Linked DNA regions of Homo sapiens: region 1 is linked to region 2. Evidence: read pairs that join two places in POLR2A ChIA-PET (ENCODE). Cell type or tissue: PC-9. All regions are shown on one strand. Each heading gives the region's core, and the rest is flanking DNA. Links, peaks and the distances in the headings are about the cores only.

Region 1 (12,218 bases), core at 4,482-9,481, 350 kb before region 2:
AGGCTTGCTCAGGAAGGGACCCATGTCCAGGAAAGAGAGAGCGATGCTCTTCCCTCGCTCCCGGTCCCCCTTCCCTGGGCCACCGGCCTTTCCCTTCCGGCATCAGCCAGAGCCAAGTGTTCTGAACACTACCCCCGCCCCCACGAAAAGTGAGGACCAGATGGCGCCCCACCCTCTGAATACCTCTCAGCACGGAGTGTGAATCGCCACCGACCTGGCGTGTGTCAGTAGCTGCCTGGGAGCGGCCAGGATGGGCGTGGGAGCACACTCTTGTGTATGTGAATGTGTGCGTATGTGAGTAAATAAGTGTGTCAGTGTGAGATTGTGTGTGAGCACCTGTGTGTCTATGTGAGCGTGTGAAGACGTGTGAGTGAATATGAGGATGCTAGGGAGCATGTGAGTGCGAACTCATGAGTGCACGAGTGTGTGGGTGTATGGGAGTGTGTATGTGAGCACGTGAGTGTGAGAATGTGGATGAGTGTGGGTGTGTGTAAGCACAAGTGTGTGGGTGTGTATGCAGGTGTGTGCTGTGAGGATTGTGTTTGCATGTGTAAGTGTGAATGTGTATGAATGTATGTGAACAAAGCCTGTGTGTTTTGTGTGATTTGAGTGTATGTGTGAACATGTGTGACAGTGTGGACATATAAGTGTGAGTGTGAACAAAGCCTGAGTATGTTGTGATTGTAAGCATGTGACAGTGTGTGTGCATGAGTGTGTGAATGTGTGTAAGAATGTGTCAGTGTGTGTCAGTGTATGTATGTGTGTAAATGTGTCAATGTGTTGAGTGTATGTATGTGTGTTAGTGTGTGTCAGTGTGGCTGTGTCAGTTTGAGTGTGAGTGCACATGTGTGAGCATGTGTGTGGGTGTGAGCGTGTGTGTGTGGGTGTGTGTGTGAGCATGTCAACGCGTGGGTGTGAGCGTGTGAGTGTGGGTGTGAGCGTGTGGACGTGTGTGGGTGTGAACGCGTGTGAGTGTGTGGGTTTGAACGTGTGTGTGGGTGTGAGCGTGTGAACGTGTGCGGGTGTGAGCGTGTGTGTGTATGTGGGTGTGAGTGTGTGAGCGTGAGTGTGAGAGTGTGTGTGAGTGTGTCGCTCTCTGAGGGAAGCACACAGCGCCGTGGTAGAAGCTCTGAAGTAAACACTTCGTTCTTCAGTTGATTCCCCTCCACGGGGACCCTGTTGCCTACTGGGACTGTATTGTAGCCGGGGGATGCGGGATTCAGACCCGGCCAGGAAGGCCTGACTCTCCGCACTGGGTGGGGCCGGCCTGGAGGCTGCAGAGGGGAGCCGCGGGCAGGCACGGGGCGGCCGCTGGCCGTGAAGTGATGTGCTGGTTGACGCTGTGGGCATGTAGGGGCTGTCAGGGGAGCGGTGACAGAACCAGGGCCAGGCGGGAACTGGAATCTCCAGGGATCTTGCTTTGCCTGTGAGTGGGGAAAGAAGGGCTGTGGGGAGAAGCACCGCAGGACTAGGCTGGGGGGACTGGAGCCCGGAGGTAACCCTGAGGCTGGCTTGTGACTTCATCTCCAGGGCAGACGCAGCCTGGGATGTGTGTGGGGAGTCCCTGGCCTGCTTGGAAAGGGAAGCCCTTCCTCCCCAAAGCTGAGCCTTCCCAGAAGGGGTGCTCCGGCTCTGCTGTGGGGAAGACTCTGCCCTCCGCAGCTGCCCTCAGATGTCACTGGGGGAGGGTATCCCTAATAACTGTTGTGTAAAGTGTAAGAAGCTCAGGGCACTGACTCAGGTGTGCAAGAAAAATCACTTTTTTTTTTTTTTTTGAGATGGAGTCTTACTCTGTTGCCTAGGCTGGAGTGCAGTGGCACAATCTCAGCTCACTGTAACCTCCGCCTCCTGGGTTCAAGTGATCCTCCTGCCTCAGCCTCTCAAGTAGCTGGAATTACAAGTGTGCACCACCACACCCAGCTAATTTTTGTATTTTTAGTAGAGACGAGCTTTCACTATGTTGGCCAGGCTGGTCTCAAACTCCTGACCTCAAGTGATCTGCCCGCTTCGGCCTCCCAAAGTGCTGGGATTGCAGGTGTAAGCCACCGCCTCCCACCACTTGTTTTTAACCACTCAGCAGTGTTTCTGACATCAAGACCTTGGCTGAACTGGCAGAGAAAAAGTAGCTTCCAATTTTCCTGGTGAACTTCCTACCCTGCTCAGGGTCCTGTCACAGCGGCAGAGACCTCTGAGGGACCAGAGCAGCAAGTAGGGGCCAGGAGGGCCCCCATCATGGGTGCACACAGGAACTTCTGACACGTCCACACTCCAGTCCTTAAAGCCCACAAGATCCTTCCATGGCGCGCTCAGGGCAGGAGACCCTGGGTGAGCCACTAGTGGGCCCCCTTTTGAGAGGCCCCAGCACGGTTCCTCCCTGGGGCCTAGGCTTTCTCTTGGCAGGCTGCTGTGAGTAGAGGCAGGAATCTCTGCTCTCAGGATGCCCAAGGCTGGCTCTCCTTTTTTCTCCAAGACAAAGGATTTTGGAGGACAAAAGTTAAGAAGACCCATCGGTGTTTTTTGTTTGTTTGTTTAGTTTTTTTGTTTTTTTTTTTTGTTTGTTTTTTACTGTGTCTCACTCTGTTGCCAGGCTGGAGTGCAGTGGCATGATCTCGGCTTACTGTGACCTCTGCCTCCCGGGTTCAAGCGATTCCCCTGCCTCAGCCTCCCGAATAGCTGGGACTACAGGTGCACACCACCATGTCGGGCTAACTTTTTGTATTTTAGTAGAGACGAGGTTTCACCATGTTGGCCAGGATGGTCTCTATCTCCTGACCTCGTGATCCGCTCGCCTCGGTCTCCCAAAGTGCTGGGATGACAGGCATGAGCCACCGTGCCCGGCACCCACAGGTGTTTTTACCTAACACCTGCCTCGCCTAAGGCAAGTACTGCCTGTTTGAATGGGCCGTGGTTTAAGGAAAAGGGGGAAATAGAGAAAAAAGAAAAAAAAAAACAGATGAAGAGCTCAAAGAACGATCAGGCATGTACGCATGCATGAACATTATTAATGTGGGAGTGGTTGTAGATTCCTCCCCATTCATCCTGCTTCCTTCTCCAGAGATAAGGATTTTTACTGGAGAGGGGACTGGTCTTTGTCTCAGGGCAGAGAGGCGTGGTAGGTCCCTCCTGCTGCAGCCCAGTGGGGCAAAGGGAACCAGGGGCTCTTGGACCCAGGCTCTAGGGACTTGGCCCGAGGCTCCCAGGCTTACCCTGGGAGCATTACCATCCCAGGGAGATGGGGGTGAAGGAGAGTGTGGGGATATTCTGGAAGTGATGTACATCACTGCTGACCGTGTCATTGGCCAGACTTGTCACCTACCCTCCTCACCTCCCTCCCCCGATGCAGAGGAGGTGGAGAAAGGGATGGATGTTGGCAGACCGTCCCTTCTTCTCCTTCCCGTGATCATCACATCAAATCACCATCATGTCTTCTCTGGACACCACGATTCCCTACGAACGATGTCCCAGCATCTCCCACCCCTCCTCCATACGGTCCTCCATATAGAAGCCAGGGGAGTTAAAACAATGAGAGCAACACATATCTAATCTTTCAACTTCTGTAGGATAAAGCCCACGCCTCTTTCCATGACTCATGCAGCCTGGCCCCTGTTACCTTTCCAGTCCCCTTTCTCACCATCTCCTGCCATGGGCTCTGCTCTGGCCAAATCAAACCTCTTCCAGGTCCTCAAATGCATTGTGCTCATCCTTTGCACTTGCTGTTCCCTCTGTGGGGCACGCTTTCCCCTTCTCTTGGCCAGGCTGATGCCATGTCATCCGTCAATGCTCGGATGGCTTTATTTCTCAGAGCAGCCCCTCCTGACCCCTCCACTAGCCTACAAGCCCCGACTCTTTGTGCCGTCAGTAGGCAGCAGTTCCCACCGAAGCAGCCGTCCCTGTGTGTTGCTGTCATTGTCTTTTCTTTTTTTGGAGACAAGGTCTCGCTCTGACGCCCAGGCGGGAGTGCAGTGGCATGATCTCAGCTCATGGCAACCTCCGCCTCCCAGGTTCAAGCGATTCTTCTGCCTCAGTCTCCCAGGTAGCTGGGACTACAGGTGTCCACCACCACGCCCAGCTAATTTTTGTGTTTTTAGTAGAGATGGGGTTTCACCATGTTGGCCAGGCTGGTCTCGAACTCCTAACCTCAGGTGATCCACCCACCTCGGGCTCCCAAAGTGCTGGGATTACAGGCATAAGCTACCACACCTGGCCTGTTGTCATTGTTTAATTATCAGTCTCTCTGCCTGGGATATGAGCATGGCGGGGAGGGACGAGACTGTCCTCATCATTCACCATTGTATCCTTGGTGCCACATCATCCCTGGCACATAGTAGGTACTCTGGCGATGTTTGTTGAGTGAACAAGTGAATATACTTGTAGATTCAGCCATTCCCTAGCAACCCCAGTTAAGCCCCCTGCCTGGGGTCAACCCAGACCATCACTGCTCTCCTCTCCCCATCTAGGTGCTCAGGGTGGGCTGGCCAGGTGTGCAGGGCCCCTTTCTCAGGCTGCCCTGCACATCCCGTGTTTCTCTGGATGCTGCATGTGTCACAACAGCTCTGCCACCTGCAGGCTGTGTGGCCTTGGGCAAGGCACACTCCCTCTCTGAGCCATGGCTTCTTTATTGACTCTTAGATTCAGTTCTGCAGAACCCTGGTGCTCTGAGGAGGTCTCCATGAGCAGGGTAAGGGGAGGCTGGATGGCTGGATAGTCCCTCCGCTTCAACCAGAGTGGCTTTGCTTTGATGTGTTTCTTATGCTGGGGTCAAATATAAGATTCTGTTTGGAAAGGGCTCTGCTGAAAATAGTAGTGACTATATCTCTAAGCTAGAAGATGAAGCGGGTCTCAAAGCTTAGCTTCAGGAGTTTCCCTGAAGGAGTGTGAAACCCATCTCCATCAATTCCTAGCTAAGTGACCTTGGGCAAATTACCGACCCTCTCTGTGCCTTAGTAACCTTATCCACGAAATGAGGCAATAATGTTGGCCGCCTCGTGGCATTGCAAAGATAAGGTCAAGTAATGCATGCCAAGCACTTGGAACACCTCCTAGGCAGAGGGCAGGAGGGCCCCTGGGATGAGTGAGGCATGGAGGTTGTTGCCATTCAAGCCAGGCCGACTCAGGCTGGCTCCCACAGGACGGCGCGTAGGTGCAGGTGTGAAGTGGTCTTTCAGCACATTTTCATGGAAAGAAGCCTTTCCTTTCAGATTCCTGAAAACCTCAGAGCTAAGGACTTTTCAGCGGGAAAGTCAGGGAGGGCAGTTTCCATAAGTGCACCTCACACTGATGCTGGCGTCTGACAGCTTCCCCCATAACACTGGACCGAAGGTGGGCGGGGCGCGGGCCAGCTCTGTGGGTTTGCTCTGGGCGGTTTGAAGACAGCAGTCACCAGGCCAGGGCCTCTGTGACCCCTCCCTCCTGCCTGCTCCCTGCGGTGCCCCCACTCTTTCTGATTCTCCCTGGGGCCTGGGAGACAGTGGGACACCCTGGGATGCCTGAAACTGCAGGTTGAGAGGCAGCCAGGGAGTGGGGTCCTCTGGGAGGAGCCTCAGGCAGGTTTCTGGGCCCCCTGTAACCGGCTGAATCAGAATTTCAGGGAGTGCAGTCTGGGAATCTGCTTTTTAAAAAGCTTCCCAGGGTCATGTGCAGTGACTCATTCCTGTAATCCCAGTACTTTGGGAGGCTGAGGCAGGAGGATTGCTTGAGGCCAGGAGTTCAAAGTTACAGTGCACTATGATTGTACCACTGCACTTCAGCCTGGGTGGCAGAGCAAGACTCTGTCTCAAAAACAACCAAAAAGCAACCTTCCATGGTGTATATTCAAGCTATGGAGCCACAGATCTCATCTCATGAACCTCCTGAACTTTCCTAATGGGGAGACCGAGGCACAGAGGGGAAGGGACTTAGCCAGAGCCACAGGGCTGCCGACTGGCAAAACCAATTCCCGTGATGCCCAGCTGAGGCTTTCTCCCTCCCTGGGCCACACTTGCTGTAATGTGGAATTTTCCATAGGGACACAGATCCAATTTTATACTAGGAGCTCTCAGAAACCAGTATTCTCTGCCAGAATTCCCTGCCATCACCCACTTTAGTGGAAAGCTGGTATTCTACAGAGTAAGGGGTGTCTGCTATGTCCCCCACTCCCACCACACCATTCACAGGTCCTCAGAGCCTCTCTGTGTTATTTTTCCTGCCCAGCGGGGGTCAACAGGTATCTGGCAGGGCCTGCTCACCAACAGATGTCCCTGTAGACCTGTCATAAGGCAGGCTGCCGGGAGCACACTGGACACAGAGGGGAGGTGGGGAGAAGCTGCCTGGGAGCCAGTGAGACCAGGCAGGCACTGACTGCTTAGCGGGGGCAGGCGTTTCTCCACCGAGAGAGTTGCAGATGCCAAACAGACTCTGCAGCTCCGAGCTCTCCAATCTGCCTCAGCGGGGTCTTCCGTGCCCTGCATCTCCCCTGGCTGGGGCTTGGAAGCTCAGCCCGGAAGGTTCTTCTTGCCTGAGTGAGTCAAGTCCAGAGAAAGTGTCCGTGGTTGCCTGTGGAAAGAGGAAGCACTTTCTGGCTATTTCCTTTAATAACAACAAGAGTAGCGATGACGTTGAGCCCATTTATTGAGCCTCATGATGTGCCAGGCCCTGTGCCACACAGGTAGAAGGTCACACATAGGATCCCTGCTGCTGCTGTTGTTAATAGTCATGGCCAATGTTATTACTGAATCCTTCTCTGTACCAGGAGCCAGGCACCGGGCCCAGCACTGTCTATAATTTCCTTTCATGAACAGGTTCTACATTATCATCATCTGCAATTGTTTCCATGTTGTGGATGAAGAAAATGAGGCTTGGAGAGAGAAAGTAAATTGTCCAAGGTCACACAAAGGCATCCACAGGCATTGGCCCTAGAGCCTGGGCCTCCCTACTTGAGAACTAAGCCCTTAACCACAGTGGTTGAGCGGTTATGCTGCCTCTCAAGGTTATCTCCTGCCTAAGAGATATTTCTTTCTAGCAGATGTGTGGTGGTTCGCTTTCCTCTGCAATCCGTTTTAGCTCTCTTTGCCCCAAGGATCTGGTTCTCGCTCCGACTCTGCAGAGCCTAGAGCTCCATAGACGCCAGCCCCGGGCTCTCTTTGCTGGAGGTGGCATGGCAGCTCCATTTGCTGTCTTTGTGAAATAAATCATGTCAGTCATGTGACAGCGCACTGTCCCTCATCATAGCCTAGCTTTCCATTCTGATCCACAACTTGGTACCTCAATGTGAAGACTGTGGTCTGGAATGACAAGATTCCAGAATACAGCCATGAGTCACTTAGCCATGGGGACACGTTCTGAGAAATGCATTGTTAGGTGATTTCATCACTGTGTGAACATCAGAGTGCACTTACACAAACCTGGATGGGTAGCCCGCAACACAGCTAGGCTAGATGGTACAGCTGATTGCTCCCACACCACAAGCCTGTATGGCAGGAAGTGCTGAGTAGCAGAGGCAATTGGAATAGAATGGTATTTGCGTATCTAAATGTATCTAATCATAGAAAAGGTGGCACATTGCACTATGATGATATGATGGCTATGAATGACATCACTAGATGAGAAAAATTTTTCAGCTCCCTTATAATCTTTTATTTTTGTTATTTTTCTTTTCTTTCTTTCTTTCTTTCTTTCCCTCCCTCCCTCCCTCCCTCCCTCCCTCCCTCCCTCCCTCCCTTCCTTCCTTCCTTCCTTCCTTCCTTCCTTTCTTTCAAAAAATAAAAGCATACAGACAACCTCTTGCTATGTTGCCCAGGCTGTAGTCAAACTCCTCGCTTCAAGCAATCCTCCTGCTTTGGCCTCCCAAGTCCCAACCATGTTAGCCAGGCTGGTATCGAACTCCTGGCCTGAAGTGATCTGGCCACCTCAGCTTCCCAAAGTGCCAGGACTATAGGTGTGAGCCACCACACCCAGCCTCCATTATAATCCTATAGGACCACCATGGAATATATGGTCCCACACTGTCCAAAACATCATCATGCAGCCCATGAAATTAAACTGTTTCAAGGAGAAAAGCAAAGAACACAAATGAAAGATGGGTGAGGAGGAATCAATTGTGTGAACACTCAAGAGATGAAGACGCTGAGGTCCCAGTAGACCACCGGCTGTCAGCAGCGGAATATGATAGCAGATTTGTTAAGGTAAGCACCACAAAACAGTGCTGCATCCCAGGTGTAGAATGGGCTGAGAACATCTGACACTTTGCCTCCTCTTTTTTGATGTCATAATCACTGTTGTATTATTCTCCACAAGCATCCAGGAGGGAGATTAGTTTGGGCCCCTATCCTCTTAGTTTTATTAGCTCTGTAGAAAGTATGGCTGGCCAGGTGCAGTGGCTTATGCCTGTAATCCTGGCATTTTGGGAGGCCAAGGTGGGCGGATCGCTTGAGGCCAGGTGTTCCATACCAGCCTGGTTAACATGTGTAATCCTGTCTCTACCAAAAATACAAAAATTAGCCAGGCATAGTGGTGCATGCCTGTAATCCCAGCTACTCTGGAGGCTGAGGCAGGAGAATCACTTGAACTTGGGAGGTGGAGGTTGCAATGAGCCGAGATCGTGCCACTGCACTCCAGCCTGGGCGGAAGAGCGAGACTCTGTCTCAAAAAAAAAAAAAAAAAAAAAAAAAGTATGGCCAAGGCTGGTATTTTCTATACTCCTGTCTTCCTTAGCTTCCTTAGCAACACAAAAGCTATAGTGTTGGGTGTCAATGGGCTTTTTATAATATCACATTTCCTAGCCTTTCAGAAATAGGCCTATAAGATGTAAGCAAAGGTTATTGAGTATGGTTTCTGGGAAAGCTCTCCAAAGGAGGCTAAGCTGAGAGGCATGTCCTTTTGCCTTGCCCCTTCCTACTCTCTGCTGCCTGAAATGTGGATGTGATGTCTGGAGCTGCAGTAGCCATTTTGGGATCATGAGGTAGCCCCAAGGATGGGAGCCTCATGTTAATGATGGCAGAGAGCAAGATAGAATGAGCCTGGGTCACTGATGGCTGTGGACCTGCTGTATCAACCCTGGGCTGGCTAACTCTAGACTTCTTTTCACATGAGAGCAAAATTTAACCTCTCCCTTATTATAGCCACTGTTATTTTGATTCTCTGTAGCTTGTAGCCAGGTGCAATTCTTAACCGATAGCAAAGCTTTTGAGCACACCTGATGCCTCACTTCCCATCTCTATTCATGAATAAAGGGAAGTTTGACATGGATATAGCAGGGTGTCCCTGAGGCATCTGTACTGGGAACAGAGCCTGCTTTTTGTGGGCCTGGGGGCCTTGTGTTGGCTTGGTCCTGTTTGCAGGAACGGGCATGCCCGCTGGTTTTATCTCTCAGAACTGGAGGAGGAGAATGAAGTCGTTTGGTGCAGAGGTGCCCTGGGAGGGGAAGGGGCAGCAAGAATGGTGGAGGTGGATGCTGCGAAGTGACGGCTGGGCTGGGGCCTGGGGATCTGTTTCTGGGAGTGGTAGCAAACTTCTGGGCTCAGGCAGTGTCCCTTCTGGCCTGGGTGACAAAGAACAGTGCAGCTATGGGACAGCACAAAGTCGTGTGTTTCTGCCCCAACCCTAGCCTAACCTTGACTCTCTAGGACTGGCAGCCTGGGAACACTGGAGGCCAGCAGAAGCAGGGGATGCAGAGAGGATGGGGCCAGGTGGAAGCCAGGTGTGGGCTTGGACCTGAGCATGTGGGAGACACTCAACATGCCCTGGAATCCCCAGGGGTGGCAGGTGCTGAGGTGGGCTGTGCTCTGTGGGTGTGCAGCCGGGCACTAAGAATCTTGGTAATTTAGCTGGAGAGCTTGTTTGTGCCCCGGGTAGCCGAGCTGGACATGCAGGTTGCAGAGGGAGTTGGAAGCTGATGGACTTAATGAACATCGTAAATCCCACGGCACTCCCGCATCGTGCCTCCCTGTTGCCTGGTGGAGACTTACCTCTTCAGAAAGCTGGTTTCAGCAATCGCTCCATAAACATCCTTGAAGTTCATGGCCCTCTTTGCTGTCTCGGAGCTCACGCTGCACTTTCTCAGTCTGTTCCATGTTTGCTGATTGAATCAGCAATTCAGCCATTTGGATTAAAAGGCATACACAATTTTTTTTTTTTGAAAGCAAAAACATCTTCTGTTGAAGCAGCTCTGCCTGACCTACCATTTGCCAAAGGAGATGTTCTCAGAAACGTGTTGTTGCCAATGCTCAGAATAAAGATCTGAAAGCCTGTAGCAAGGATCAGAAGCCTCATGGCCAACATCTCTGCATTTATAAAGCATGATTTCTCCTGTGAGTTTGGTGAGGAGATATTTTAACCCTCATTTTGCAGATGGAGAAGGTACGGGGAGGTCTTGCATGTGATGATGAGGCCAGTCATTGGTGGAGACTCCAGGTGTCTTTTTATGTCATCTCACCATCCCTTAGACTGTTAGCTTCAAGGGAAGATGGGCTCATTATTAGCCCAAATATTGACTTACATAGAATAAAAGTGGTAGCTGATATTTGAGCATGGACTCTGAGCCTGGCCCAGGACCAAGTGGCTTTGATCTGTGATTTTGTGTAGTGTGTGTAGCTTACCCAGCTCCTGTTCCTCCCACTTGTGCTTTCTGGTCCCTCCAAGCTTGCTCTAGGTCAGTTGCTGGAATGCACGGGATGCTGGGATAGATGCTCACCCATTTCTGCTGGTCACAGATGAGGAAGCACCTAGCCCTAATGGCAGCTGGCAGCCAGCCTGTCACCCCAAGGACACCATACCTCAGGGTCCAGCTGAGGCTATGGATGACAGAGGAGAGAGGGAAGAGGTCAAGTCCTGAGGACACAGCTGAGCTGCTGGATCGAACCAACCCTGAAGTCCACCCTACTGCTGAACTGTCCTTTAGCCAGGCTGCATCTCCATTTATCATTTTATTTCTTGGCACCTTCCAGAGCCAAGAGAGAGAATCTTCATGTCCAAGGGTCAGCATGCAGCTCATAGAGGGGCCGGAAATCACAGCTGTGTCTGTGCTACTTCTTCCCATCTTCAGGTGCCATGAGTGAATCAGGAAAAGATATTGGTACTGTATTAGTCTGTTCTCATACTGTTAATAAAGACATACCTGAGACTCTGTAATTTACAAAGGAAAAAGGTTTAATTGACTCACAGTTCCCAGAGCTGGGGAGGCCTCAGGAAACTTACAATAATGAGAGAAGGGAAAGCAAACACGTCCTTCTTCACAGGGCAGCAGGAGAGAGAAGAATGAGCAAAGATGGAAAGCCCCTTATAGAACCATCAAATCTCATGAGAACTCACTCACTATTATGAGAATAGCATGGGGGTAACCACCACCATGATTCAATTACCTCCCACCAGGTCCCTCCCACTACATGTGGGGATTATGGAAACTACAATTCAAGATGAGATTTGGGTGGGGACACAGCCAAAACATATCAGGGACTAAGGATACCAAGTCACGGGAGTCATCAGCTCAGTTCAATGGTGTGTCAATTAACAAAGTGTTCTGCAGTAAGAAATCACCCCATCTGGGTGATATGTGTAACTGGCAGAGGAAGTTGGCTCAGTGATGGGGAGCTTCTAAAGAAGCCTGGCCTGGCTGTGGTGTGGGATGTGGACACTGGCCCAACAGAGGGGCCTGTGGCTCCAGCAGAGGGGACATGCAGGTAGCCGATGGCCCAGAGCAGGGCTGTACTCCTTCCACCACACACCACCATTCTTCAGGTGCGGTGACAAGGCAGGGGAAGCTGCTGGGATCTCTTGGGACTTCCAAGGGGCTGAGGTTGTTCATTTACCAGACTTCAGTGGTTACTACAGAGGGCTGTCCTGTGGCCCACAGGGGGCAGGGCAAGAATGAGAGTGGACTTGGGGCCGGGTGTGGTGGCTCACACCTGTAATCCCAACATTTAGGGAGGCCGAGGCAGGTGGATGAATTGAGGTCAGGAGTTCGAGAGCAGCCTGGCCAACATGGTGAAACCCCATCTCTACTAAAAAAATACAAAGATTTAGTGGTGGCCCGCGCCTGTAGTCCCAGCTACTTGGGAGGCTGAGGCAGGAAAACCACATGAGCCCAGTGGGTGGAGGTTGCGGTGAGCTGCGATTGCACCACTGCACTCCAGCCTGGGGGGCAGAGCAAGACTCTGTCTCAAAAAAAAAAAAAAAAAAAAAAAAAAAGAAAAGAAAAGAAAACAAAAAGAGAGTGGACTTGGCCCAGAGGTGGGTGACGGTCAGTA
Region 2 (7,072 bases), core at 761-5,760:
CAAACAAACAAAAAAAAAAAACACTGCCCAGCAGCCCTTCCAGTCATTCCATCTCACCTCGGCATTTGAGGCCCTGCTTGTAGATGCCCAGGATCTGCAATAGAGGAGGGGCCGTGGTGGGAGGAGGGATTTAGAGGTGATGACTCTACTTCTTCCTTCTTGAGGGTGAGACTAGGGCTTTAGAGCCCGCCTCAGGGCCCCGGGCAGAACCACAGGAGGAGAGGCAAATAGAATTACCAGGTTTTCCTGGCTTGAGAAGGGCTCTGGCAGAGGCGGGGCCAGAAGGGAGGGCGGGGCCGGGGCTGGAGGGGCGTGGCTTGGGCCGTGAGCCGGGAAAGGGACTCTCACCAGGGCTTTGCAGTGGCGGCAGGCGACGGGGCGCAAGGAGTTGCTCTCCTGGAAGTTGTGTACGAAGCCCATGCGCCCCCCCAACACAGAGCTGGAGCGCAGGAAATAGGAAACCATCTCCTCCCTGCTGATGCAGCCATCCCTGTGGGGAGTTGCGGGGGCGCTTCAGCTCGGGCCCTCCCCAGAACCATCCACCGCTGGCCTAACCCATCCCACTGTTCCCAGTGTCCTCATGGAACTCCTGATTTTGGACTCCTGTTGCAGAGTAAAGAAAAGGCGGCACTGGACTAGGGGTCAGGCAGATGTGGGAAGTGCCGCTAACCAGTGTGTGGTCTTGGGCCAGTCCCTTTCCCTGGGTTCCTTCTCAGAACAGTGGCCTGTCCTGCCCACTTCACACTTGGTGTGCAAACTAAAATGACTGTGTACTTTCCATGGAACCATCAGCCTCGGGCTCCCGAAGTGTACTGTGTGCAACACCAGTCGGGAGCCCTCAGCAGGGAGAACTCTCTAATGAGTTCTGGGACCAGGAGAGATTGGGAGAAATCGCATCCCTCTCTCTCCTGCATCATCCTGCTGGAAAGACAGCTGTAAATCCAGGGTTTCCCACATAACCCAGGGCTTTCCGCAGAAGCCCTTTTTCACCTATGAATACATTTTAGGGAAAGAATGAGCACGTGTTCTAGACACAGACCTCAGTTCAAATCGCAGCTCTACTTCCCTGCCTCTTGACCTGTAGCGGAGTAATCTCCCTGTCCCTCCGTTTCCTTATCTATAAATGGGTGTAATGATCATTCCTACATTTCATAGGATTTTGGTGAGGATTAAATTAGATGATGCATGTGAAGTTTTACAACAGTGTCTGCACAGATAGGAGGGTCCTCAGCCACCAAGTGCTATTCCCATCGGGACTGGCCCTCGCTTGAGACTCCCACCTGCTTATGAGGGGGCTCATAATGTGTGATCCAGGTGGTCCATCAAATCAAGGGAGCATTAGGATAACTGGCTATCTGAAAAAAATATAGGGCCGAGCACAGTGGCTTACGCCTGTAGTCCCAGCACTTTGGGAGGCCAAGGCGGGTGGATCACGAGGTCAGGAGTTCGAGACCAGCCTGGCCAACATGGCAAAGCCCCGTCTCTACTAAAAATACAAAAAATTAGCCAGGCATAGTGGCAGGCACCTATAATCCCAGCTACTCGGGAGGCTAAGGCACGAGAATCACTTGAACCTGGGAGGTGGAGGTTGCAGCGAGCCAAGATCATGCCACTGCACTCCAGCCTGGGTGACATGGCAAGACACCCTGTCTCAGAAAAAAAAAAAAAAAAGAAAAGATATAATAATTTTATAATCTTGAGGGGCTGAGGGCCTTTCTACACAGAACACAAATCCAAGAAGCCAGAAAGGAAAAGACTGACATATTGAGCACACAAAAGTTTTTAAATTTTATATGGAAAAAGACAACATAAATGACAGACAGGGAGAAAATATTTGCAAACACATTCAACAGCAAAGGGTTAATATCCATTAACAGAGATTCTAAAAATCAATGAGAAAAAGACCAACAAACCCAGTAGAATAATGGACAAGGAATCAGAACAGGCAATTGACAGAAGAAATAAATGGCCAATAAACATATGAAAAGATACCCTACCCCCATTAGTATTAAAGAAATGCAAATTTAACCAAGATACCATTTGCCAATGAGACTGGCAAAATTGTGAAGCTTTTTATAGCATCCACTGTTGGCGAGGAAGTTGGGAAGCAGGCACTTGTACGCTGCTGATGGGGGTGCAAACTGGTACAACCTTGTCTGAGGTCAGTTTGGCAGTCTCTCTCCTAATTTAGAATGTGCATATCTTTTGATCCAATTATCCCACTTCTAGGAATTTCTCCTACAGAAATACTGGCCTGAGTGGATCAGTAAAAGGACGTTCATGGCAGCCTGGCATAGAATCATACTGAAAAACTGGAACAGTCTAACTGTCCATCAGCAGGAGGATGGTTAGGGAAATGATGGACTAACCGCACAGTGGAATACTCTGCAGCTGTTCTAACGAATGAGGTAGTTCTACATGAATCCACATGGAAAGATGTCTGTGATCAAGGGTTAAGTGGAAAACAAGCACAAAGATGAAAAAAAACAAAAAGCAAGGCGTGAAGTTCTGTCAAGATGGTGATTTTTAGGCCGGGTGCACAGTGGCTCATGCCTGTAATCCCAGCACTTTGGGAGGCCGAGGTGGGCAGATCACCTGAGGTGAGGTCAGGAGTTCAAGACCAGCCTGGCCAACAAGGTAAAACTCCATCTCTACTAAAAATACAAAAATTAGGCCAGGTGCGGTGGCTCACGCCTATAATCCCAGAACTTCGGGAGGCCGAGGCGGGCGGATCACCTGAGGTCAGAAGTTCAATACCAGCCTGCGCAACATGGTGAAACCCCATCTCTACTAAAAATACAAAATTAGGCTGGGTGAGGTGGCTCACGCCTGTAATCCCAGCACTTTGGGAGGCTGAGGCTAGTGGATCACGAGGTCTGGAGGTCGAGACCACGGTGAAACCCCGTCTCTACTAAAAATACAAAAAATTAGCCGGGCACGGTGGTGGGTGCTTGTAGTCCCAGCTACTCCGGAGGCTGAGGCAGGAGAATGGCATGAACCCGGGAAGCAGAGCTTGCAGTGAGCCGAGATCGCGCCACCGCACTCCAGTCTGGGTGACAGAGTGAGACTCTGTCTCAAAAAAAAAAAAATACAAAATTAGCCAGGCATGGTGGCGCGCGCCTGTAATCCCAGCTACTCGGGAGGCTGAGACAGGAGAATCACTTGAACCCGGGAGGCGGAGGTTGCAGTGAGCCGAGATCACACCACTGTACTCCAGCCTGGGCAACAAAGAGCAAAACTCCGTCTCAAAAAAAAGGAAAAGAAAAAAAAATTAGCCGGGTCTGGTGGCCAGTGCCTGTAATCTCAGCTACTTGGGAGGCTGAGGCATGAGAATTACTTGAACCTGGGAGGCAGAGGTTGCAGTGAGCCAAGATCGCGCTATTGCACTCCAGCCTGAGCGACAGAGTGAGACTCTGTCTCAAAAAAAAGAGAGGGTGATTAAAAAAAAGAAAAAAGAAAAAAGAGAACCCACTACAAGTACCTAGATGCTGCCTAAAGATATATCAACAATTGCTGTAAATGCATAGATAATTTTGTAAGAAAGAAATGGAAACACCCAAGTTCCAGAAACAAAGAGGGAGCTTTACAATGAAGTGGTGAGCTGGGCCTGGTCCTGGGAGCCGGTGCTGGTCTCCCTCCTGCCGAACCAGGTGCTAGGTTTTGATACCCAACCAGGGCTTCCCCCTCACCAACACACACACACACACACACACACACACACACACACACACACACACACAGCCTGGGGCCTGCAGGAGGTGGAGGGTTAAGGCTGAGACCGCTGCATGAAGCTGAGGCCTCCATCGTCTCAAAGGGTCATTCTCACTGAAAAGGTGGTCTAGATAAAAATCCACCCACCAACCCAGGGAGAAAACATGGAACTCAACTACCTCTGCCTAAAATCTGGGAGAAGAAATAAAGCAGCTATGATAAAAGCCACAAGCAGAACTAGATTTATGCTCTAATCCTGTTTGTCCATGAAACAGACACCAAACAAACAAAATCTCTATCAATGTGCACCTGCCTGGGAAAAGAAGACTGGAAGAATCCACATACTGCCAAGCTTAATATTGTTAACAGTGCTTAATCATGGCAACTTCTACCAGTGGAAAAGGAAAGAGGGGACTTTCATTTCTTCCTTTTTTTTTCTTTTTTTTTTTTTTGATGGGGGTGATCTCGCGCAGTCACCCAGGCTGAAGTGCAGTGGTGTGATGACAGCTCACTGCAGTCTCAACCTCCTGGGCTCAAGGGTTCCTCCTGCCTCAGCCTCCTGAGTAGCTGGGACTACAGGCACGTGCCACCCATGCCCAAAAAAAATTTTTTTAGGCTAGGAGCAGTAGCTCATGCCTGTAATCCTAGCACTTTGGGGGGCCAAGGCAGGTAGATCACTTGAGGTCAAGAGTTTGAGACCAGCCTGGCCAACATGGTAAAACCCCATCTCTGCTAAAAATACAAAAATTAGCCAGGCACGGTGATGCATGCCTGTAATCCCAGCTACTCAGGAAGCTGAAGCAGGAGAATCACTTGAACCCAGGAAGTGGAGGTTGCAGCGAGCCGAGATTGTACCACTGCACTCCAGCCTGGGCAACAGAGTGAGACTCTGTCTCAAAAATAATAATAATAATTTTTGTAGAGACAGGGTCTTACTCTGTTGCCCAGGCTGGGCTCAAACTCCTGGCCTGAATTGATCCTGCCAACTCAGTCTCCCAAAGTGCTAGGATTACAGGCGTGAGGCACCGCACCTGGCCTCTCACTTCTTACTTTAAACATTTTGTTCACTATAAATTTATTTTACCACCTAGATTTTATTTTACCGTGGATTTTTGTAATGTGGAAATAAAAAACAACAGATTTTTGAAATACAGGTAACATTAAAAAATAAATCGACCTGAGATGGACTTTAAATTTTGAATGGAGTTTTTTCTGCTCAGCAAAAATAGGGCATGAATCTGGCTTCAGGGGGCATGTTTAACCTACTTCAGAGAACCAGCTGTTTTTCCAAATTGTCAGCATATGAACTGTTGATAAACAACTGGGTACTGCTAATTACAAACCTTTCTTATCTATTCATTAGAACAGACTATCCAGGAGCTCAAGTTGCCCACACTTCTTGACAGCTGTGAGCTCCACAAATAAAACAGCACTTTTGTAGCCACAGTCCCCAGGTCACAGTCTTTGCAAGACTCAGGTGGAGCCCCCCATCTGTCTGAATTTGTGAGATACCACTGCGCCTCCACAGCTGGCAGCCTCTCCTCCCCACAAAAGCAAGTGCCCTTTCCCACACTGGCAGCTTCCCAGGCCAAGATCATCTGGCTCAGTGACCTCATCTTGCACACAAGAAACTGAAGCCCAGGCAGAAGTGGGCTGAGTTGCCTTCCCTCTCCCCCAGGTCCCCAGCCCTCCTCACTGGTTCTGGTCGAGGTCCCCAAAGGCGCTGAGGTAAGGGAAGTTCCCACGGATGATCTGGAATTCTTCCTGTGAGATGTGGCCATCCCCATCGACGTCAAAGTTCCGGAACACAGACTGGGGCACGCAGAGGGACACGCAGAGCCAGAAGAGGGGAGAGTAAAGGGGACATCAGGTCCTGTCCCTTCCCACGTTCCCAGTCCATTTGATGAGGTGTGTCTCAGAGAGGTCTCTGACACCACCCCCGTTCCATACCTCCACCCCCACCCTACCCAGGGGCACTTCAGCCCCGTGCAGCTGGCCTGCCAGGCCCTGTGACTCCTAGGGGCTGAGTGCTGGGTCTTGAACAGGACACTCGTGCTGGCTTCCAGGGCAGTGCTCCGGCAAACTGGCCTCTCCCCACACACTGCTCAGGCTCCGCAGGAGCTCACCTCCACCATCTTCTCGATGTGCTCCACCACGAGGGCCTGATCCAGCTTGGGTTTGGCAGCCGAGGTCCACTCCTCCAGTACCGGGGGCCGGGGTGGTGGGGTGCAACTCGTGGGGCTGGTTGGCTATGGAAATGGTCGGGCCTGAGCTAGGGCCAGAGGCAGGGGAAGCCCAGAGCCCCGGGGAACAGAGAGGGGAATCCCTGGGAGAGGGAAGTCTGCCCAACACTACTGCCCTACCCCCAGGATGCCTCTGTCCTACAAGATGGATGGGTGAGGTGGCTGCTAAGAGCTCTTCCCATCCTCACATCCTGGGATTCTCAGGAGGGAAGGGCAGAGTGGAGAGGAGGGAGTACCCCCTCACCGAGGACTTGGAGCGCGGCTCCCGCTGCAGGGACAGCTGGTACAGCTCATCCTCCGTCTGATACTGATCCAGAGACACCTGGGACACACAGATCTGATCACCCCCACTGGCCCCTGCCCACAGCCACAGAGCCCAGGGCCAAAGGTCGACCTAGAGGCCACAGCTCAGCTCAGAGCTCGGGTCAGAAGCTAGACTCAGGACAAAGCCTGGCTTAGAACACAGCACAGCAACCCCCATGTCATCCCAGCGCACAGATCAAACCACAGCATGGCCCCAAACCTTGAACACAACATATTGCCAAGATGTCAGGGAAGAAGCCAGGTCGGAACCCAGCCAGAAGCTCTGATTTCAACCCTGATCCCCTCCAGAGCCCAGAAGCAGCTAAGAATCCACTCCAAACCTTAACACTTAAGCCCCAGCCCAATGTCTAGAACCTTGTCTGGATCTAAACCAGAACCCAACTCCCACCCTAGACCCCAAGACCAAGTGTAAAGCCAAGCCCAGAACTTCACTCCGAGCCCAGGGCCATGCTTAGAAACCACCCCTGCCCACAGAATGCAGAGCTTGGCCCAGCCCTAGAACACAGCCCATTGCCAGAACTCAACCCGGGACCCAGGCCCAGTTCAAACTGCCCACAGTCCACATACCAGCCTGGAGATCAGACCTCAGTCCACAGCCCCAACCAGAGCCTGGACCCCTTCTCAGCATCCACTCCAAACCCCAGAGCCCACGCTAGATCTCAGTTTCTTGGCCAGAACCCAGAGCCCCAGGCCACGCCCACAGCCAGGACCTGGGGAAACTGTCAACCCCTGGTGCCCAGCTCCCCACCTCCCTGCCCCCTGCTCCTCACCGTGAGCAGGCTCAGCAGGTCGGG

The links. Peaks named below come from ENCODE experiments on the same cell type or tissue, not always from the same donor. Only the 100,000 strongest peaks of a DNase experiment are listed, where the experiment ranks them.
Region 1: POLR2A ChIA-PET joins it to region 2 with 20 read pairs; 3 of 35 experiments call an interaction of 5 or more read pairs at or near these places.

What each region holds. Positions count from the first base shown.
Region 1 is chr11:64,379,207-64,391,424 of GRCh38, forward strand. It overlaps LOC124902688 (a long non-coding RNA gene), which reads left to right and starts at 7,901. Exons shown (of 2, transcript XR_007062718.1): 1 at 7,901-8,159; 2 at 10,920-11,107. RefSeq lists an enhancer at 1-606. In PC-9, for the core only: no CTCF peak of the experiment used is centred there; a DNase peak (open chromatin) is centred at 7,365.
Region 2 is chr11:64,729,705-64,736,776 of GRCh38, forward strand. RASGRP2 (RAS guanyl releasing protein 2) reads right to left here. Exons shown (of 17, transcript NM_001098671.2): 9 at 7,049-7,072; 10 at 6,199-6,276; 11 at 5,838-5,960; 12 at 5,408-5,523; 13 at 349-490; 14 at 58-94. Among named protein-coding and RNA genes, the nearest start is that of NRXN2, 10 kb to the left of the region's middle. In PC-9, for the core only: no CTCF peak of the experiment used is centred there; no DNase peak of the experiment used is centred there; H3K27me3 peaks cover 1,637 bases.